Linked DNA regions of Homo sapiens: all the other regions are linked to region 1. The links are chromatin contacts, found by Hi-C or POLR2A ChIA-PET in ENCODE. All regions are on one chromosome and are shown on one strand. Each heading gives the region's core, a stretch centred on a gene start or an enhancer-like site at or near the end of the contact. The rest is flanking DNA. Distances are from core to core; before and after follow the strand shown. Region 1 holds the start of ATG13 (autophagy related 13). Region 2 holds the start of KBTBD4 (kelch repeat and BTB domain containing 4). Region 3 holds the start of CELF1 (CUGBP Elav-like family member 1). Region 4 holds the start of PSMC3 (proteasome 26S subunit, ATPase 3). Region 5 holds the start of MAPK8IP1 (mitogen-activated protein kinase 8 interacting protein 1). Region 6 holds the start of PEX16 (peroxisomal biogenesis factor 16). Region 7 holds the start of DDB2 (damage specific DNA binding protein 2).

The links. A loop is a pair of places that touch in the nucleus more often than their neighbours do. ChIA-PET counts read pairs that join two places held with the same protein, here RNA polymerase II (POLR2A). Pooled maps may share reads with other maps.
Region 2: a pooled map shows a loop between it and region 1 (13-fold over the local background). The contact joins the promoter of KBTBD4 here to the promoter of ATG13 in region 1. A Hi-C loop is called at or near these places in 2 of 37 single-sample maps with no recorded cell type and 7 of 50 pooled maps.
Region 3: a loop to region 1 is called in a map of naive thymus-derived CD4-positive, alpha-beta T cell, with 4 times the contacts of the local background. The contact joins the promoter of CELF1 here to the promoter of ATG13 in region 1. A Hi-C loop is called at or near these places in 1 of 168 maps with a recorded cell type or tissue (naive thymus-derived CD4-positive, alpha-beta T cell), 3 of 37 single-sample maps with no recorded cell type and 10 of 50 pooled maps.
Region 4: a map of CD8-positive, alpha-beta T cell shows a loop between it and region 1 (27-fold over the local background). The contact joins the promoter of PSMC3 here to the promoter of ATG13 in region 1. A Hi-C loop is called at or near these places in 2 of 168 maps with a recorded cell type or tissue (CD8-positive, alpha-beta T cell and naive thymus-derived CD4-positive, alpha-beta T cell), 2 of 37 single-sample maps with no recorded cell type and 11 of 50 pooled maps. POLR2A ChIA-PET finds 5 or more read pairs at or near these places in 2 of 52 experiments (A673 and CD4-positive, alpha-beta T cell).
Region 5: a pooled map shows a loop between it and region 1 (9-fold over the local background). The contact joins the promoter of MAPK8IP1 here to the promoter of ATG13 in region 1. A Hi-C loop is called at or near these places in 3 of 50 pooled maps. POLR2A ChIA-PET finds 5 or more read pairs at or near these places in 2 of 52 experiments (activated CD4-positive, alpha-beta T cell and activated T-cell).
Region 6: a map of natural killer cell shows a loop between it and region 1 (26-fold over the local background). The contact joins the promoter of PEX16 here to the promoter of ATG13 in region 1. A Hi-C loop is called at or near these places in 5 of 168 maps with a recorded cell type or tissue (B cell, CD14-positive monocyte, naive thymus-derived CD4-positive, alpha-beta T cell and 1 more), 1 of 37 single-sample maps with no recorded cell type and 14 of 50 pooled maps. POLR2A ChIA-PET finds 5 or more read pairs at or near these places in 1 of 52 experiments (T-cell).
Region 7: a map of naive thymus-derived CD4-positive, alpha-beta T cell shows a loop between it and region 1 (4-fold over the local background). The contact joins the promoter of DDB2 here to the promoter of ATG13 in region 1. A Hi-C loop is called at or near these places in 1 of 168 maps with a recorded cell type or tissue (naive thymus-derived CD4-positive, alpha-beta T cell), 2 of 37 single-sample maps with no recorded cell type and 8 of 50 pooled maps. POLR2A ChIA-PET finds 5 or more read pairs at or near these places in 3 of 52 experiments (RWPE1, WTC11 and activated naive CD4-positive, alpha-beta T cell).

The regions. Positions count from the first base shown.
Region 1 is chr11:46,616,150-46,618,909 of GRCh38, reverse strand. It overlaps ATG13 (autophagy related 13), which reads right to left and starts at 1,357. Exons shown (of 19, transcript NM_001346311.2): 1 at 1,020-1,357. HARBI1 (harbinger transposase derived 1) reads left to right here and starts at 1,683. Exons shown (of 3, transcript NM_173811.4): 1 at 1,683-1,786; 2 at 2,529-2,760. The coding sequence starts at 2,673. RefSeq lists a silencer at 1,097-1,391 and an enhancer at 1,371-1,550.
Region 2 is chr11:47,577,720-47,580,479 of GRCh38, reverse strand. KBTBD4 (kelch repeat and BTB domain containing 4) reads left to right here and starts at 1,510. Exons shown (of 4, transcript NM_018095.6): 1 at 1,510-1,547; 2 at 2,452-2,760. The coding sequence starts at 1,529. It overlaps NDUFS3 (NADH:ubiquinone oxidoreductase core subunit S3), which reads right to left and starts at 1,406. Exons shown (of 7, transcript NM_004551.3): 1 at 1,322-1,406; 2 at 1,146-1,211. The coding sequence starts at 1,388. RefSeq lists enhancers at 633-1,291, 1,360-1,599, 1,292-1,951.
Region 3 is chr11:47,551,788-47,554,547 of GRCh38, reverse strand. CELF1 (CUGBP Elav-like family member 1) reads left to right here and starts at 1,416. Exons shown (of 15, transcript NM_001376376.1): 1 at 1,416-1,556. RefSeq lists silencers at 1,141-1,670, 1,741-1,830 and enhancers at 1,178-1,853, 2,529-2,760.
Region 4 is chr11:47,425,123-47,427,882 of GRCh38, reverse strand. PSMC3 (proteasome 26S subunit, ATPase 3) reads left to right here and starts at 1,444. Exons shown (of 12, transcript NM_002804.5): 1 at 1,444-1,678; 2 at 1,933-2,016; 3 at 2,637-2,760. The coding sequence starts at 1,604. RefSeq lists silencers at 1,206-1,335, 1,606-1,817 and an enhancer at 1,436-1,635.
Region 5 is chr11:45,884,259-45,887,018 of GRCh38, reverse strand. MAPK8IP1 (mitogen-activated protein kinase 8 interacting protein 1) reads right to left here and starts at 1,368. Exons shown (of 12, transcript NM_005456.4): 1 at 1,098-1,368. The coding sequence starts at 1,198. RefSeq lists a silencer at 1,107-1,506.
Region 6 is chr11:45,916,475-45,919,234 of GRCh38, reverse strand. PEX16 (peroxisomal biogenesis factor 16) reads left to right here and starts at 1,358. Exons shown (of 11, transcript NM_004813.4): 1 at 1,358-1,535; 2 at 1,742-1,777. The coding sequence starts at 1,424. RefSeq lists enhancers at 1,534-1,603, 1,550-2,302.
Region 7 is chr11:47,213,617-47,216,376 of GRCh38, reverse strand. It overlaps DDB2 (damage specific DNA binding protein 2), which reads right to left and starts at 1,403. Exons shown (of 10, transcript NM_000107.3): 1 at 1,114-1,403; 2 at 1-41. The coding sequence starts at 1,240. RefSeq lists enhancers at 1,071-1,350, 640-1,839, 1,681-1,920, 1,127-1,962, 1,963-2,760 and a silencer at 1,401-1,610.

The DNA.
Region 1 (2,760 bases), core at 108-2,607:
GGAGTTTGAGATTAAAGTTAGCTATGAAGGCGCCACTGTACTCCAGCTTGGGTAACACAGCAATACCTTATCTCTAATAATAATAATAAAAATTTTAAAATCTAAAAAACTAAAAGACTTCTCCTGAGCTGATAAATGGAGAGTTGAAAACAACAAAAAAAAAACCTCATAATTGAGCTGGAGCCACTACATGCACACATGAAAAGGACTAACAGTCATAAAACAACACACAAAATCTGGAAGCTAATTTAGTGTAAAGGAAGAGCTTGTTGTTTCTTATTATAATACATCTCCCACTAAAGGTGTCCAATAAATTCTATCACCTTAGGAGATGAGTTTTAAACTAAGTGTAATGAGAAAATAGGTAATTTTTTAAAATCTCTTTTTTCTTTTTGGCTGCGGGGTGGCCAGAGAACGAAGAAATACCAAAAGTGAAATGCTACGCTGAATTGACCAGGCTAACTGGGAACTCACTGGAAAAGTGAAAACTGGGAAGAATTAGTGATGAGCTCAAGAAGGTGCTTAGCCACTTACCCAGAGATTTATTTAATGAGAATGGATCACAGGTTTCCACAGGTCGTTCCACTGCCAGTAAGAAGACAGTCGTGAACCATGGGTCCCTTTTTTCACTAGTCAACAGTCACCCTCACCTACACGCGGAGTACATATTTGGCACTCAGCAAATCTTGATTGAATGAAAACCTACCTCACTCATATTGGCACCCAACCCCGGAGTTATGGCCCCCCAAATTACCTCCAAAACGCCTGACGACCTAACCCAAGGAGCTGAAAAAGTGGAGAGGAAAGCTCTGGGGTGGAGGGGATTCTCTGCCAAACAAGCAGGGGCCAACGGGGCCTAGACCAACTCAACTTCCCACAGAAAACTCAGGGGCCCAGGGGATTGAACCGTGGCTAATCCCTTCTACTTCCACGAAGCAGCAGCCAAGGGGCCGCAGATCCACAGCCTCCCACCCGGGGGCGCTGAGAGATCTTGGGGTATCCCCCGCAAAAGTTAGTACCTGCGAAGCTGCGGCACAAAGAGTGGTTCCGGGCTCTCATTACGGAGGCCGGGACCTGGGACCGACCAGCCGCGCCTCCTGGCTGAGGGTTCCGCGCTCCGGAGCTGCAGTGACCGTACACGTCGCCGATAGACACCTAAGGCTTCAGAAGGGTCCTGGCTCGCAGGCCCCAGACGTTTTGCTCCTAAGACTCCGCGAGTTGTCGCACCCACGTCGACTGGCGCTCTTCAGTGCTTCCCTCACTGGTTAAGCGGTCACTCCCGCCTTAAGCCCAGCAGCCGGTCGCTTCCCGGCGCCGCCATCGTTAGTGTTTGTTTTCATCCGCTTCGGTAATGGCCGGGGGGGGGGGGTGAAAGAGGGCTACGGGGGAAATCCAGATGCCTAACCTTAGTCGCACTTTCGCTACAGTACGGACGCCCTATTTATTCTTTTAGTCCTCAAAATATCCATAAAAGTTGATTTTCATTCCACGTAAGCTTTCTTCTCCAATCTTTCTAAGCTACTCAAGATAAAACAAAGACGGAAAGGCGGTGTTTGAGAGAGAGAGAGAGAGACCGTTTGGGCCGCGTGTGGAATGTGCGGAGATGAACCGCAGGTAGCCGCGGCAGCGGCAGTGAGGGCGCGGCGCGGGGCGGGCGCTGACGCGGAAGGGGCGGTGCCGCTGTTGCGCGCCGTGGCGGCCTCTGTGCAGTCGCCGGTTCCGGAGGAGGGCCCAACCCGGCTGGGTGGGTGGGAAGTGTGGCTGGTAACCTGGCAGCCGCGGAGAGGTGGGTGACGGGCCTGGGCTAACTGAGTGGCCGGCGCAATCAGACTTTGACATCCGTTTTTAGGGTGCCCTTTAAAAGTGGCAGAGTCGCTTCCCAAACCTGGTTCGGCCAGCCTCTTTTTCGCTCCCGACTTCCAATGTGTCTGGTCTTCCGTACTTCCTGGCCCTCAGGTTCACGATTTGGAGTTCTTGGAGTGAGGGAAAAGCCTTTTGTTACAGCACACAGTGTACGTCCATAAGGCTGGGTTGTGGACTTTGGTTGTTTTTTTTTTTTTTTTTTTTTTTTTTTTTTTGCCCCTTCTTTTCTTGTTAGACTGGTTTGAACACCCCAGCATCTGTCCTGTATTTGTCAGGTGAAACCAGAAGTCTTTGGATAATGAAACCCGTGACCAATTCTTACCCAAGGTGGTTATGACATATGTCAGCTGCTTCTTGGCCTATATAGTTAGAAGCCGACCTCTTTTACCTTGTGAATAATTATGTCATCACCTCCATTATTCTTTTGGTGTTCTCAATTGAAATGCCAAGCATTAAATGAGCCACAAAGATTGAATTCCCATTATCCTTGAATCAGAGCAAGCCTGTCGTGCAGCCATGAGTTAGTGGAGAAAAATCCGGAGTTGTAAGTACAGTACGTTTTGCCTCAACAAAATGGAAATTTGTAGAAAAGGAGCTGCTCCAGCCTTTGAGTCACTTTAAAGTCTTTGGTAGGTTCCTAATGTTTTTTCTTTTAACATTTACAGAGAGAAGATTATAAATGGCAGAGCCATTTAACTGTGGTTAGCTGTTGGATTCTGATACTTTCTTAAAAATACGTTCTTGCACCAACATCTTCATTGGGAACAGTTCAGAAAAAGCAAAGAGGAGAGCCAACATTCACATTTACCATGGCTATACCAATAACAGTGCTTGACTGTGACCTCTTGCTATATGGCCGTGGTCACCGGACATTGGACCGTTTTAAGCTGGATGATG
Region 2 (2,760 bases), core at 261-2,760, 960 kb before region 1:
GCCAGCCCTGCATGCAGTCTCTTAGGCTTGTAAGGGATGTCAAATCCAGGAAAGGCTCCCTGAAGCACCTTGAGAAAGGTGCATGTGAAAGGTTTCCCTTCTAGGGAATACAGTGATGAAAACTTGGGGAAAGTGCCACCTTAACTACACGGTCCTCAGAAAGACTCTTACTATAGCAGCTGGGGTGTTCACCTCTTCTCAAAATTACTCCACAGTTCTTCCCTCACATTGCCTGCATTTCTGCTAAAGCAGTAGTCTCAGTTCTCCTGTCAGACTAAGAGCTGTTTGAGGATGGGAACTGAACTTTTGCCTCTCTGTAGCTCCTTAGCACGCAAGTTTATACCAGGTTCTCAAGCTAAGAACTTCAGGGCTTGAAGATCCCTCACAGACTCTCTCTCTCCTTAAAAGTGTGTGTGTGTGTGTGTGTCAATGAGAAAACTGAGGCCCAGGTGTGTGTGTGTGTGTGTGTGTGTGTGTGTGTGTGTGTGTGTGTGTCAATGAGAAAACCCAGGAAAGGAGAAATGCCAGGTCTCCTAACTCCCAGTCCGTGTATCTTGACTGTAACATAATATGTACATACTCATTCATGCAACCCTAAACCACTGAGCAATCACACATCACAAGCTACAGAATAATGGTTAGGTGTTTCTGCCTCTGGCAGCAGGCAGGCCTACTTTGTCATTCACTAGGTCTTTGACCCTGGGCAGTTTAATTCTTTGGACTGTTTCCTGATCTATAGTAAGAAGAGTAAGATGCTATCTACCCCATAAGGCTGTTGTGAGGACGAAATAAGATCATTCACTAAAACGCTTAGCGAGGTTCCAGGCACACATTAAGCACTCAATTAACGCTAGGTACTATTATTACAGGGCTCTGAGGCCTAAAGGTTATATTGCTTGCTTTCAAAGAGCTGACAGTTTAATCAGACAAAAAGGGGATGATTGAAATGGACAAGGAACAATCAGGGCCATAACAGGCCTAAGGGCACAGGGAGGGCTCGATTCTGCATGCAGGGTGAAGACCACTGCAAGTCAGATCTCCAAGATTTGCCAGGAGGACGTAGGGAAGGGCATCCTAGGGCAAGGACAGGCATCTAAGGGGCCCCGCCGATAGTTCAGAGAAGAGCGCTGCCCGCACATACTCACGGCGCGTGTCGGCCCCGGCGCTCTCCCGCCTCACCGGCAGCAACAGAACGGAGGGTCGCCCAGTCCCTGCACAGGGAGATAAAAGGCACAGACGCGCGGGATGAGCCCTGAGGAGCTCTCTGCACTGGGCACGCCGCTGCGCCTGACCCCGGTCTCAGCTGGCTGCCCGTGCTCACCCCTGGTCAGCGCCGAGGCCCCCAAGATCCCGCGCCACCACAGCCTGGCTACCGCCGCCGCCGCCATGTTACTCAGATGCAGACTAGGCAGCGGACGGAAAGACAGCAGGACACGGAGCCCCAAGGGCACGGACCGGAAACGGAAGTGTGCAGCAGATCTTCTTCCGGGCGGACGTGGAGCCGGAAGCGGAGGTTCCGGGCTCCGGGATGAAAGGAGGGAACGCAGGTGAGAAAGCGAGACAGGCAGGTAGGGAAATCGTGAGGTGAGCGTGGTCCTAGCTCCTTGTGGCAGAGCCTAGAGAGAAGGCGAGGACGCTGAAGAACCAGGCGGGTGAGAGGAGGGGAGGGGGCGGGCGTTTTGGGTTCTACGCTACACACCCCTCCCCCGCTCTCTGAGCCAAGCTTTTGACGAGGGCGGGCGGGCCTGAGCGGGAAGAACGGTTTCCCTGGCGACCGTTTCCAAGACGACTCAAGGTGGAGCGGGGACATTGCACAGGGTGATGGGCCTCCCAGTGCCCCGGCCTGGGGGCGGATGGACTCAAGTTCTGGGACGCAGCCATAGGGAGTCTTTCGAGCGAGCGGGGAAGTGTGGGGGAAGCAGCTCAGAAGAGAGCAAATGTAAGACCCACGGATATCCCAGGCTAGGCTTCATATGGAGCGTCTTAACTCCATGCGCTGGGAAGGAGAGGACCTGGCCACTAGGCCGGGGCCAGGGGTCCTTTTTGTCTGATTCTACTGCCCCTGAGCTTCACTAGTTTTATGCCCCAGTTATTTGGTTAGTAAGGCTTTTACGATCACAGGCCTCTCCCAGCCCTTTGCTTTCATATATTGACCTAAATCCCAAGTCTTTTGTTAACATTATGGAAAGGAATTATTCCGTGTTTTCTCAGGAAAACACCCAGAGTTGGAACTTTTATTTATATCATTAGCGGAGGGGCGCCACTGGGGATAACGAACCCAGATTTGGTTAAAGGATAGCGTCAGGGACATCATGGACAGGGCCAGGACTAAGGCCAATCTGGACCCACTTTGCTCTCACTTCTTCCTTTTCCCTCCCTGAGTTGGACAGTTGGATTCACAGACTATGGCTGTGAATTCCTCAGGTTACTCAAGATGGTGTTGCTTTGCAGACAGCTGGCAGAGAGAGAAGTTGGCTAGCATGGAATCACCAGAGGAGCCTGGAGCATCCATGGATGAGAACTACTTTGTGAACTACACTTTCAAAGATCGGTCACATTCAGGCCGTGTGGCTCAAGGCATCATGAAACTGTGTCTAGAGGAGGAGCTCTTTGCTGATGTCACCATTTCGGTGGAAGGCCGGGAGTTTCAGCTCCATCGGCTGGTCCTCTCAGCTCAGAGCTGCTTCTTCCGATCCATGTTCACTTCCAACCTGAAGGAGGCCCACAACCGGGTGATTGTGCTGCAGGATGTCAGCGAGT
Region 3 (2,760 bases), core at 167-2,666, 940 kb before region 1:
AAGACTGGACTGAGAAGGTGACACTTAAGTCAAAGTCTGAAGGAGGTGAGGAAGTGAGCCATGTGGATATCCACATGATTCTATGGAGCACAAAAGGAGACAGACTCTCTGCTTGAAACATTTCTACAACCTATAGCAGCAAATATATGGTAATATTTGTGACAACATTCTGTAAGCTATAATGGTCTATAAATATAGGATGTTTTCAGTCAACTACACATAAAACTATTAACAAGAACAAGATCATATATCAGCATTATGAATGTATATAAAACTACCCAGTACAATTAGGGAATATGATCATGTACAATTTAAGGACTATATGGTACCAGAAAAACTCTGGTTAGTTTTTTTCCCCCCCAAAGGCGAAAGAGGAAAACCCTTGAGGCTTCTGCTTGGAAGCCCACTTGTTGTTTGTGGTAAGGTAGGATATAATCAGTATTTGTGGGTATAAAAATTATATTCTCTGGGAAGCCAGATGATGTTAGAGAGAAACCATCCCATGAGTTATTTGCATGTTGATGGGGCCAAAAGCTTCCAGAACAAAGTTTTCTTTCTTAATCTGCATTTAACTGCCTCACAAGGTCTGGAACCTAGGAATAAATGTTGGCTTAAACAACAACAACAACAACAACAAATTGTACTGCTTGCGTTCCATCTAGACCCAGGGATTCCAGAGTAACTCAGGAGGAAGTCTTTAGAGACCTAACCTGAGTTAAGAAAAAAAAATATATATATATATTTTTTTTTCGGTAAAAGCAGGTTATGGCTGGGCAATCGGTCTCTTAATAGAATCTTTGTGAACTTCCTTATGTCGCAGCGATCGTTGCCAGGTTGTGCGTTCACACTGATTATCTTGCTAAAAAGCACTCCCTGCACTTGGAACACACATATTCACATCCCAGCAAAGAAGGAAGGCCTGGATGCTGTTGCTTGTCTGCTGGGGCAAAAAGGGGCGTGCCATGTGCCCAACGCTGGCCAAGCACCAGTCACTCACTCATCCATTTATTCAACAAATATCTTATTATGCTCCTATTCAGTGCCCAGTAGGGGTGCCTCCTTGCCCACCAGGGTCATCTAGAGCTCCTGTGGGTGCGATGGGCGGAGTCGAGAACTTCAGATTCCCAGGCCTGGCTCTTCCCTCCAGTAGGGATCGGAGACAAAGAGATGCGCCCCTGCAGCTCCCTAGGTTGAGGGCTCCGCCCGCGGCCCCAGGGGCTTAGGTGCGGCTGCTCCTCCACTTCCCAGCCCGAGGGGGCGCTGCAGCGCCCGGCGCTCGGCCCGCCCCTACGCCGCGCTCCGCTCGCATCGGCGCTGCGGGCGGCGCCGCGGTGATACGTTCCCCCTCGCCGCGCTCCCCCTCCTCCTCTGCCCTCCCCGCCGGTGGTAGGTGCCGGAAGTGCCGCCATTTTGGGGTGTTCTGCTCTGGCGGCAGCGGCAGCGGCGGCGGGACGCGGAGGCTCCCCCGGGATTCGGCCTCAGCAGCGAGGCGGCGGCGGCGGCTGCGGAGGCGCAGGCAGCAACTGAGGCAGCGGCAGGCTCAGGTGCAGCCGCTGGTGAGTGCTGCGGCCGCAGGATAACGGGCCGCGGGAGGGAGGGAGGGGAAAAAAGGCAAGAGGGAGGCGCCGCGGGGCGGGTCCGGTTAGGGAGGCCGCGGGTCACAGGGCCCTCCGGGCGCGGCCTTTTCTCGTTCCCTGCGTCCTGGGGTAGGGCTGCGATCTCCTCCTGCATGTCGGGGTCCCCGGCTCCCCGGGTCCTGTCGCGTTTGCCCAGCGCGTGCCCCCGCGCCCAGGGAGACCCGCCCTCCTCGTGGCTTTGCTTCCTCTCCCCGCGCCCTTTACCTTCACTCTCTAGGCTCAGAGGCCTCGTGCCCTGCCCAGGGCCAGCTCCGTTTTCCTCGTCTTTCTGGCTGCCGTGCTGGACCCAGGCTACCTGCCCGGGACACCCCATCTCTGCCCCTGTCGTCTCACGTGTTCTTAGTGTCCACTCCTGTGGGTGCCGAAGGGTCCGCGCCCCTAGAAGGCAGCGCTTTTCCCGAGCCTCGAGAGCCCCTCGTTCCTCGCCCCAGATCCGCTACGGCCTTGGCTCGCCCTCCCCCCACATCAGGTGCTCACCCAGTCGTGGCCTAGTAGCTGGGCAGGAATCTCGCACCCGGGAGCGGGAGGAGCACATTAAAGCGCTTTCTTCGCTAGGGACCAGGCTTTGATTTTAAAGCCAGTGGTGTCGTGGTTGTGGTCCTCCGGGTAGGATGTTGTTGTAATTCTTGGAGACCATTACACATGCACCAAGGAGCTTCTCATTGGTTTAGGCTCATACCCATAGTTGAGGGGAATGTGGTAAGATTTTGACTGGAATCTGTTTCCGCAAAATGGAATCTCTTTCTCGCCAGGAGAGAGCTGTAGGTTTATTACCTTCGAGTAAAAAGGCTGTATAACAGTTTTAAAGAGCATGAAATGCTTTATAATGTGTGCAGTGTAAGAGGTTACAAATAATGAATCTTTTACAAGAACTTCATCTTTTTTTTTTTTTTTTTTAAGACGGAGTTTCGCTCTTGTTGCTTAGGCTGGAGTGCAGTGGCGCTATCTCGGCTCACTGCAACCTCCCCAGGTTCAAGCAATTCTCCTGCCTCAGCCTCCCAAGTAGCTGGGATTACAGGCATGTGCCACCAGGCCTGGCTAATTTTCGTATTTTTAGTATAGACGGGGTTTCACCATGTTGATCAGGCTGGATGGTCTCGAACTCCTGACCTCGGGTGATCCA
Region 4 (2,760 bases), core at 195-2,694, 810 kb before region 1:
ATTCTGCTTTCAACCGTGTTCCAAAAAAAACTACTGCAAAGGCTAGGTGTAGTGGTTCATGCCTATAGTACCAACACTTTAGGAGGCTGAGGCAGGAAGATCACTTACGCCCAGGAGTTTGAGACCAGCCTGGTCAACATGGTGAAACCTTGTCTCTACTAAAAATACAAAAATTAGTTGGGCGTGGTGGTGGGTGCCTGTAATCCCAGCTACTTGAGAGGCTGAGGCAGGAGAATCCATTGAACCCGGGAGGCGGAGGTTGCGGTAGGGAGAGACCGCGCCACTGCATTCCAGCCTGGGCGACAGAGCGAGACTCCGTCTCAAAAAACAAAAAACAAACAAGCAAACAAAAAAAAGGCAACGATTGCACAGATTTTCATCAGGTTAACAGAGTGTTTGTGATGGTTTGACTTGAAATATAAGCTATGTTGCTTACATGAAGTTCCCTTTAAAGGGGCTCCAGGGCTCACCTCAAAGGATAAGGAGAGATCATTTAAAATAGCCGACAAGGGTACAACGAATGAGTCTCCCATGATCCGGAGACCCGCTCTGCTCACTGAGATTACTAACCATGGTCAGAGAAAACAAACAATTGCAGATACGAGACATAATTTTTTTTGAGACGGAGTCTCGCTCTGTCGCCCAGGCTGGAGTGCAGTGGCGCGATCACGGCTCACTGCAAGCTCCGCCTCCGAGGTTCATGCCATTCTCCTGGCTCAGCCCGGAGTAGCTGGGACTACGGGCGCCCACCACCACGCCCGGCTAATTTTTTGTATATTTAGTAGAGACGGGGTTTCACCGTGTTAGCCAGGATGGTCTCGATCTCCTGACCTCGTGATCCGCCCGCCTCGGCCTCCCAAAGTGCTGGGATTACAGGCGTGAGCCACCGCGCCCGGCCCGAGTCATAATGTTTTTAATCGTAGAGGCTGATGGTCAATTGAGTTCTTCCCACGTGGACAATTCCGTGAAGCCTGCTCTGACGTTAGGAGCAGCAGCGATTTCTCTTTAAAGCTGGTTAATGATTCCCTCCCGTAACTCCGGGTGGCCAGCTTGTACTTAAATAATTGTAAAAATGCGGACTGAGGTGGCATGCCTTTTTGGCCCTTTGCACACGGCTGGCCTATGTCGTTTATTAATTGGGAGGCAGTGTCATTGTGTAAATCCCCTTATTCCTAGCGGGGTCACGGTCTGAGTTTGAACGCGCCCCTCCGCAAGCATCTGTCACGGGCCAGATTAAAGACTACATTTCCCAAAGGCCCTCGCGGATCCCACCCTTCTCCCTCCCTTTCCGGTTTTACACATAGGCCCCGCCCCCAACGCGCGTGTCGGCCAATAGCGGCCCCACCTCTCGCGCCCGGCAAAAATAGGACGCGGGCGGGAACGTTTCGGGGTCCGCGGGGGCGGGGCCTGTGGCCAGGGGTTGGTCTTTGGAATCGGAGAGGCAGATTCGCTGCTCCGCAGCACGGCCGGAGCTGGTCGGGTCAAGAGTCGGGATTTGTGGGGAGAGGTTTTCCACTGGTCAAGAGAAGGCTTTAAGAAAGACGGTATTAATCTCCCGTTGCGGCTCCCGCCTGGTCCCATCTTCTGCCCGCTCCTCCAGGAAATGAATCTGCTGCCGAATATTGAGAGTCCAGTGACTCGGCAGGAGAAGATGGCGACCGTGTGGGATGAGGCCGAGGTGGGCACCGGGCGAGCTGGCGGTCCGGGAACCGGGGCCCGCAGGGAGACGCCATTGACAAGAGGGAAGGAGGTGGCTGGGGGTCAAGGTCTGGCCCGATCCCGGGGACGGGGTTGTTTGGGATGTGGGCAGGGGTCCTGACTCCATCCTGGTTTTATGGGCGTGGAAACTGAGGCTGTGAGTGGGTTCGGAGAACGAGGGATGCTTGTCCTGAGTAAAAGTAAATATATAAATAAACAAATAATTTTTTACAGCAAGATGGAATTGGGGAGGAGGTGCTCAAGATGTCCACGGAGGAGATCATCCAGCGCACACGGCTGCTGGACAGTGAGATCAAGGTGGGCGCACAGCTCCTGTGCGGGCGATGGAGCCCCCACAGGACAGGCCCCGGCGATCCGAGTCGCCTCTCGTACTTCCTAATCGGGCACCCTGGGGGAGACATGGGGCTCGGGCTTCCCCCTCATATCAGGAAGAGAGGAAAGAAAACTAAGCCTTAAAAGGGACAAGAAGACAGGTAGGGGGTGGTGGGAGGCCTGGGCTGAGATGAGAAGTTATCAGATTGCCTTTCCCAGTGAGAACTGGGAATAATCCTCTCAAGAATCCTTCTTTTAGTAAAATGCCTATTTTACAGATGAGGAGACAGGCCCAGAGAGGTTTGTACTGCGATAAAGCACCCAGTTCTTACTATGAGGCAGAACCTAAAACCTATGTTTGCCTCTCTCGGAGGCCTGCTTTTATTCCAATACTACCACTATTTCACCAGGAGGTTTCCAAACTGGCCTCCTCTTTTGACTTCTGCAGGATGTGGACACAGTCAGACTCTGCCTTCAGAGAGCCTCAGAGCTGGATGAATGGATGCGGGAGGGTCCCCTGGGCACCCTGGACCTCACTAGTTACAGGGCTCTAGCATAAGCTGTGCCAGGGTTTATATTTGCTTCTCCTCCCCTCCTGATCTCAGATCATGAAGAGTGAAGTGTTGAGAGTCACCCATGAGCTCCAAGCCATGAAGGACAAGATAAAAGAGAACAGTGAGAAAATCAAAGTGAACAAGACCCTGCCGTACCTTGTCTCCAACGTCATCG
Region 5 (2,760 bases), core at 119-2,618, 730 kb after region 1:
CCTTCCAGCTCAGCTCAGGGCCTCAGGGAAGGTTTCTGAGTTTGATGATGCTATTAGAGATCCCCAGGGGTCTCTGCCCACCTGAGGACCTGGGAGCCAGTGACCCCTTGCTCCCAGGAGGGGCTGGCACCACAGCCCAGCTGGAGCCTGGCTGGGGTGGTGCCCCAGGAGAGGGGAAGGCGCCAGTTCTCGAGATGGGGAAACAATGGGGTATGTCTAAGCCTCCCTCTCTAGGCCGGGAGCAGTGACTTCGGCCTCTTCCTCCCCACCAACTAGGGTTCAGAATTATGGGGGAGGTACATCTATTCCTCCTCCACACAACACTCACCCCTCACTTCTCTGAAATGCATCGGGCCTAACACCAGATTGGGGGGTGGGGGTGGTGGAATAGGAGCTCAGGTCAGGGTTCTGGGTATTTACCCCAGCAGGGATCCCCTCGACACCCTCGCTGGCCCTGGCTACTCCAGAGCCGAGCCGACTTCCCTTCCCGCAGCCGGGCCTAGGATTCCCCTGGTTGAGGCTGAGCCTTCAGCGCCTGCCCTGAGAGACACACCTGCCTAGGTCGGTGCTGCCCAATCCAGAGAGGGGCCCGGCCACGCCAGGCCTGGCAGGTAGGCCCATCTGGCCAGGCAGGGCTCGGGGAGGGGCTCAAACATCCTCCTCCCAGCACCAACAATGTCGTTGCCCCAGGAAACTGCGACCCGCGCCCCTCCAGGCTGTTCCCAGCTCTATTCACAGGCTAAGATGCAGCCTGCCTGCCCGCTCCGGGATCGCAACCCCGACCCCAGACCCTGCCGCAGCCCGGAGGTTGGGGAGAAGGAGGCCTCCGAGCCCCCTCCTCCAATTCCAGCGCAGACCTCCCAGCCTAGGACCAGGAATGGCGGAGGGAACAGCCTCGTGAACATGCAACGGCTACCAGTCCGGACTTGAGGCTGGCGGGGCTTCTGAGGGGGGCTCTGTCCCGGGAAGAGACCCCACTCCCACGCAGCCCTTTCGTTCCCGGGTTCCCGAGGTTCTGGGGTGGGGGGCGGGCAGGGCAGCCAATGCGGATCAGTCCCCGCTGAAGGGCGAGGCGCGCGGCGGCCGGGGACTCTCACCTGAAATTGGGAGGCGAAGCGATGTGCAGCCCCAGGAACGGGGAGGCGGCGGGCGGGGACGCGGCCCCCCCTCCCAGGCCGCCGCTTTCTCGCTCCGCCATTCTCGGGCACAGCCCTGGCCATCCGGGCGGAGCGCGGCGCGGAGGAGGCGGCGGCTGCGAAGGAGGCGGAGGCGCGGCGAGAGGGCAGCCGCCGCCGCGGAGTTCGGGCTAGGCGGGCGCACCTGTGTCTGGCAGGGCGCGGCACAGCACCGCGCACGGCCCGCGGGACTGGCGAGAGCGCCCCGCGCGCGCCCCCGGGACCCGGCCGGGGTCTCGCGCGCCCCGCCCAGGCCCCGCCCCCACCCCGCCAGCCCCGCCCCCGGAGATGGCGCTCTCCGCGGTGCTGAAGCCACGGCCCCCGCGGCCCTGGGCTTGGTTCAGCCCCGCCCTAAATCCGACATCGACTCTCCTCCACCCCGTGGCCGGTGTGGGCTTTGTCCCTCCGGTTGGGCTTAGTGCCCGGGTATCAGATGACTAATGGCAGGACACTGGACCCCAAGGTCCAGGTTGGCCCCCCGCAGCAGAGACCAAGAAGGCAGGCGGAAAAGGAGGGTCGTGGAGGAAGGCAGAGAAAGGAGAGGATGTCAGTGGGCTCTTAAAGTGTACAGGTTTGGAGTCAGGTGGTGTGAATTCACTGGCTCCACAAGTGACTGGGCAGTGGGGCCTTGCATTAGTGACTTCAGAGCACTAAGGTTTGGTCTTCTTATCTGTGAAATGGGACAATAGCAGTCCCTCTCATGGTTGTTGTGAGAATGTAACGTAACACAAATGTGTTGCCTGAGACCCAGAAACACTCCACCTCCTGCGCTGGGATCCAGCCCTCACCCCAGTCCTGTCCCTTTACCTTGAGGGGACCCTCCCAAAGACTCTCCCTAGAGGCTGTCTTCTCTAAAGATTGACCCAAATCTCTCTTCAGCCCCAAACAGCTACTCGTGGTGAATTGAGCCCTCCAGGCTTCTCGGTCTCTCGCCAGGACCTTCCCAGCATTCTCCTTCTTAGCGCCTCAACTGCATTTCCTGCAGAGCACCCCTCTTCTGCACCCACAGACACACATTCTAAGACTTGGCGCCTTTCCCTCTCCTCCCACTGTTGACTTCTTGGGATCATTTTGGTTGTTTCTGTTCCCTCTGGCACCTCCATCCCTGCTAGGCTTTGGCCATGGCTTCTTCCTCATTGTCTCTCCCTCGAGAGGGTGTTATTCCTGGGCTTCCAGGCCTTCAAGTCCCTGAGTTTCCCGATTGAGTTATTTCAGAGTACGGACTGCCAAGGCTAGGGCCTTAGCTTTGCTGGGTCGTAGAGCCTCTGGTCAAACCTCATTGGCTTCTCTGGTCTCTCGAGAGAACCCTAGAGACCCTGTCCACAGGGCAGAAAACGTGCAGAGCAAACTGTGCCACAACTCGTGGAGTCCTATTTGCAAATCTGGACTGCCGACCAGTCATGCTGGCCCCTTTCCTTCAGTGCGGCACCTAGCAAGGAGCTGGAGGCACCTTCCGTGCAGAAGGCAACCTCCGACCACCAGCCCTGAGAATATCCCAATACCTAGAGCCAAAGGTCATGGCTGCTTCTCTTTTCCCTGTCCCTGGGGCCCAGAGGGGTGGCCACTACTTTCTCAGCTTTCGTGA
Region 6 (2,760 bases), core at 109-2,608, 700 kb after region 1:
AAGAGGGCAGCTTTAATCCCCCACCTGATAGAGAAGAAAACTAAGCTGTGGAGTAGGGTGGAGTGAGGGAGTGGAAGGAAGGTTGTGGTTTCCTGGTGAGGTGTGATGCTTAGACCTGGTCTCTAAAAATAAAATTAAAGTTAAAAAAAATGAATTAAAAAAAACCGCCTAGTCTCTGAGGTCAGAAAAGACCAACACTCAAATTTTGGCTGGGCGTTCTTAAAAGGATGCTTTCTTCATCTGGAGATATCTGGTGGAGAGGATTAGGTAAAATAATGTATTACTATTCTCAGGGTACCATAAATCCGCTGGCCCGCTCCCTCAGGCCACTGGCCCACGGCTCCACCCATGTCACGCCCCTTTCCCCGCAGCCAATCAGCGCTACCTCCCCAGAGCGCCCGTTCCCTCCACCACTCGCCGCAGATCTCCCGGTGCCACCCGTTCCAGGGAGGCTGCTTGGTTTGGGAAGATACTCCCCAGGGGTCTCCCCTTCCCTTGGGGGCGCAGCTGAGGACTGCGAGGTGCGTCCGAGGGCCAGAAAGCTGAGATCGATTCTGAGTTCAAGGATCAAGTCTGCCCTCAAACCATTTTACAGATCGGGAAATCCGAGACCCAGAGAAGGGATACTCCCGCCCAAGGGCCACCGAGCCGAGAGAAGCCCGGGCCAGGGCTTTCTTCGCGTATGTGGGAATGCAGGCGCGAGCCCTTTGGGGGGCACAGTCCATACGGGAGCTGAGGCCGAAGCCGGAGCACTAACTGTGCTGTCTAGGGGATCGAGACGGCACTAGAGGGCTGGACTCCTTACTGCCTCAGTTTCCCCAGCACTACCTTTGTTGAGGAAACGGAGATGGGGATACTGGCCGAACGCGCGCCTGCTGAGACACAGTGCAACTGTATTTAGACGCCCCGCACCTCCCCAAATCTGATCGAGGCTCCTTTTTTCAAGCACCCGCTATCTCTCAGCCCTTTAAAATCCGGCCCTGCCGTTCGAGTCTCTCGGCGTTCCATTGGAAAGACTCGGGGCTCCAGCTCCCTTCTCTAGAATGAACTGCTCTGACTGCCGCCCGGCTTTACCGGAGCTTTAACTGCGCAGGCGCAAGGGCAGCCAACCCGGTAAACGGAAGAGCTGGGTGCTGACGGCGCTGGGCGGGTCAGGGGCGGAGAGCGTGCTAACCAATGACTTGAGGGAGTAGGGGGCCGGGTTTGGGCCCTCAGTTGCTAAGGGCTACCCGAGTGGGAAGCGGTTCAAGAGATGGGGTGAAGGGTGGTTCACCGGTTCTTCAAGTCCTCAGCCTTCTGGCCCGCGGAAGTTAAGCAACCAAGAGGCGGGCCTAAGACCGGAAGCAGGAAGGAGGGCGCAGGAAGCAGGGCGCCGCAGCCTGTCGTACGGTCCTTCTGTGGGTCTGTCGGTGCCGAGGGCAGGATGGAGAAGCTGCGGCTCCTGGGCCTCCGCTACCAGGAGTACGTGACTCGTCACCCGGCCGCCACGGCCCAGCTGGAGACAGCAGTGCGGGGCTTCAGTTACCTGCTGGCAGGTGCCACCCTGACCTTTGATCAGTTCCTTCTGGGCCCTGACCTATGACCCCAGTGGCCCCCTTCCCTGCGGAGTCAGGGTAGTGATCGCTGTGCTTGAGAAGACCCGTCCAGGTTCCCAAAGGGCGTAGGGAGGGGATTTCCGGGACCCGAAGACGAAATGTGAGGCAGATGCTCACTCACACCTCCTTCTGTACCCTCTCCCCAGGTCGATTCGCCGATTCGCACGAGCTGTCAGAGCTGGGTGAGCCGGGCTCTGGGGGTGGGGGATGGGGGATCGGCTGCCTGGCCCCTGGTGAGTTCCCCAGAGAGGGTGAGCACCCCAGCCCGAGGACCTGGGCTGCCCGTTAGACACCTTGTGCTATGACTGAATCGGCACAAGGTCTGTTGTTCATTGTCCTGGGCCCTCCATGTCCCTAAGTCAAGAGACACGTCTGGGGACCTTATCTGAGTATTCACTACTGGCCAGGCGCTGGACTAAGTGCCTTTCTTACCTTTACTTGTTAATCCTCCCTACAGTCATATTAAGTGGTACTTATTGTCATCACTGTCCATTTAAGGAAGAAGCTCAGTGAGGTTAGAGAACAGTCACTGATGGTCCCAGAACCAAGATTCAAGTCTAGATCTCCCAGATTCCAGGATTCCCAGATTGTAACTACCTCAAGAGTGTTTGCCCAGTGACTGCTGTCACAGTCCTGAAAGAATGCACTGGGTTTTGAAAAGCAGAGGTGAGGCCAGGTGCAGTGGCTCACACTTGTAATCCCAGCACTTTGGGAGGCAGAGGCAGGTGGATCACGTGAGGTCAGGAGTTCGAGACCAGCCTGGCCAACATGGTGAAACCCCATCTCTACTAAAAATACAAAAATTAGCTGGGCATGGTAGCAGGTGCCTGTAGTCCCAGCTACTTGAGAGGCTGAGGCAGGAGAATTGCTTGAACCTGGGAGGCAGAGGTTGCAGTGAGCCGAGATTGTGCCATTGCACTCCAGCCTGGGCAACAAGAGTGAAACTCCGACTCAGAAAAAAGAAAAGTGGAGGTGGAATAGACCCTCAGGAACAGGCTGCCAAGAGAGAAAGGGCCAGGAGGTGGGACCGTGTATCTGTGGCAGTTCAGAGAGCGATGGGCAGTTGTGGGCAGCTGGATGACCAGTGCCATCCAGCAGGGCAGTAACTGGCTTGTCACTGAGATTGACCCATCCTTTCTTGGTCCAGCCACCCTTGTGAGATCAT
Region 7 (2,760 bases), core at 154-2,653, 600 kb before region 1:
CCCCACCCAGAGGCAGTCTGAGTCACATCTTCTGCTAGGACCTGCCAAGCAGAACAGACATATTTTCCTCTCCAATCTCACGAAAGGTTTTTCTGCTGAATTCCCCGAAAGGAAGCCTTGTTTCATTCGGCACGGTTAATCTCTGTCTCATCACCTCCTGCGGCCTTTCCATGTCTGTGTGGTCTCAACGAGCACCAGAAATAAAAAAATGAGTGAGGATTTGGCCCCTTCCCCAAAACACTCCCACAAACAGTAAGTCTGAAGTGAAAGTAAATACAGTCGTGCAGGGTTCCTGAGACCCCAGCCAAAGAAACACACAAGGATAAAGTACAATGCAGAACTCTTCCCAGTTTGGGCTGCAAAACTCGAGATGGGACTGGGTCACAATTTTATAAATCACATATAATGCACAATAAAAAGATTTTAGGGCAGCATGGCAGAAGTCACCGTTTAGGAAAAGAAGGAATAGGAAGGCCTGGAAATGCTCTTAACTAGGTTACTTCTGGGGAGGTAAGTGAAATTAGAATAGCAATAAAGCAACAACTCCTGATCACCAAACTGTATTTGAGGACCCAATCACTATAGGTCCGACGTCTTGACAACCAATTCTTTCTTCTCATGGACAAAAACCACTTGATTAACAAGCCCCAGCTCGTTTTTGAGTGTCTCGAAACTCCTTATAGCCCCAGGTTCAAGCCCCAGTAAACCTCAGAGAATGAGCTTTCTAAGGAGGAAGGAATTGGGGGCTCTCACAACTGACCACCGAGGACGTGCAGCTAACAAGCGTGACTATGAAATCCAGCACACACAGCGCCAGGAAAGGTAGGATTCTCTGAAGCCGTCCTAACTGTGCAAGAACCCTGATACGAACAAGGAATCTGACAAGTCCGTGTGTCTGTTGTTACGGAGCTCATCTGCTTCCTGTTACCTAGCGGGAGAGGTGTTGAAACCTAAACACTCTGGTGTCAAAGGACCTGCAGGTAGAATGCACAGCCGGAGGCACCCGTGACCTGCGCGGGCCTCGGGAGCCTCGGAGCACCCATCCCCCGCTGCAGCCTCCTGCGCGAGCACCCTAAAAGGCGGAAATATTCAAGCAGCAGGCACAGGCAGTACCGGAGCCCTTCGCACAGAGCTTCTTGGCCTCGGGCTCCAGCTCCAGGGGACTCCTGCTCCTCTTGTTCCTGGGGCGTAATACAATCTCGGAGGTCTTCTGGGTTTCTGGGCGTTTCTTGGGAGCCATCGCGTCCTCCGTGTGAAGGGGTACTGTGCTCTATGCGAAGATCATGGAGGGAGGATTGAGAGGCCTCTGGGGAGAAACAAGGCGGGGACTACAAAACTGCGGGGCCACAGGTAGCCGAGCTAAGCCAACTTCCCGCCAAACATGCCCAGGGCTTGTTCAAACCAGCTTGGAGCTCCGGCCCCACCCGTCTCGGAGACCCCGCCCCTTCCTGGAAGGCGGGGGCGCGGGGAGGGGGTGGTGCCAAGGGGCGGTGCCAGCGCTCCCGGGAGGGGCGGGAACTGCGCCAGGGCCAGTGCCAGCCCGGGTCAGCTGACCTCCCTGGAGCAAAGATGGTCCCCGGCTTTATGGATTTTTTTTTTTTTTTTAGCAACAGGGTCTGGCTCTGTCGCTCACTCTGGAGGGCAGTGGGGCGATCATAGCTCAGTGCAGCCTCCACCTCCTGGGCTCAAGCGATCCTCCCACCTCAGCCTCCTAAGTAGATGGGACTACAAGCGTACGCCACCACGCCCGGCTAATTTCTCTCTCTCTCTCTCTTTTTTTCTTTTTCTGGAGAGACGGGGTCTCGCTTTGTTGTCCGGGCCGGTCTTTAACTCCTGGGCTTAAGCGATCATCCAGCCTTGACTTCCTGACACGAACCCTCCTCAAACGCGGCGCTGCCAGGCCTCTGCGGGTCCGGGGAGGAGGCCCGGTGCCAGCCAAGGCTCTGTCTCCCGCCTTGCAATTGGTGATGACGCCCGCTCGGGCTTTGGGATTGGCTGGTCCCTACAGGGTGTAGTTGGGGAGTGGCGGCTTTGTAGAGAGCTAGTGCCTTTCCTAAGTTAGAAGCTGGGCTCTACCAGCGGTCAGCTTTGCAGTCGGATTCCAGAAACTACAGTCCCATCGAATCCAAGCTGCTTCTCTGTGAAGGGAGAATGATTGGAACTCCTTGCCTTTTTTTTTTTTTTTTTTTTTTTTTCCTAGAGGCAGTGTCTCTCTTCCGTTACCCAGGCTGGAGTGCAGTGATGTAATCACAGCTCACTGCAGCCTTGACCTCAAGTTTCACTGATCCTCCCACCTCAGCCTCCCAAGTAGGCTTGCAGACCTGTATCCCCAAGCCTAATTTTTTTATTTTTATTTTTGTAGAGACAAGGTCTTGCTATGTTTCCCACGTTGGTCTGGACCTCCTGGGCTCAAGTGATCCTCCTGCCTCTGCCTCCCAAAGTGCTGGGATTACAGGCATGAGCCACCGTGTCTGGTTCTCACTGCTCTTTTATTTGTTTGGTCGTTGGCTGTTTTTATTTTTTCTTTCTTTCTTTCTCTCTTTCTTTTTTTTTTTTTTTTTTTTGAGACAGGGCCTCTCTCTGTCACCCAGGCTGGAGTGCAGTGGCAGGATGTGGGCTCAATGCAGGCTGGACTTCCTGGACATCGATCCTCCCACCTCAGCCTCCCGAGTAGCTGGGACTACAGGTGCGCGCCGCAACACTCAGCTAATTTTTGCATTTTTTGTAGAGACAGAGTCTCCCTAAGTTGCCTAGGCTGGT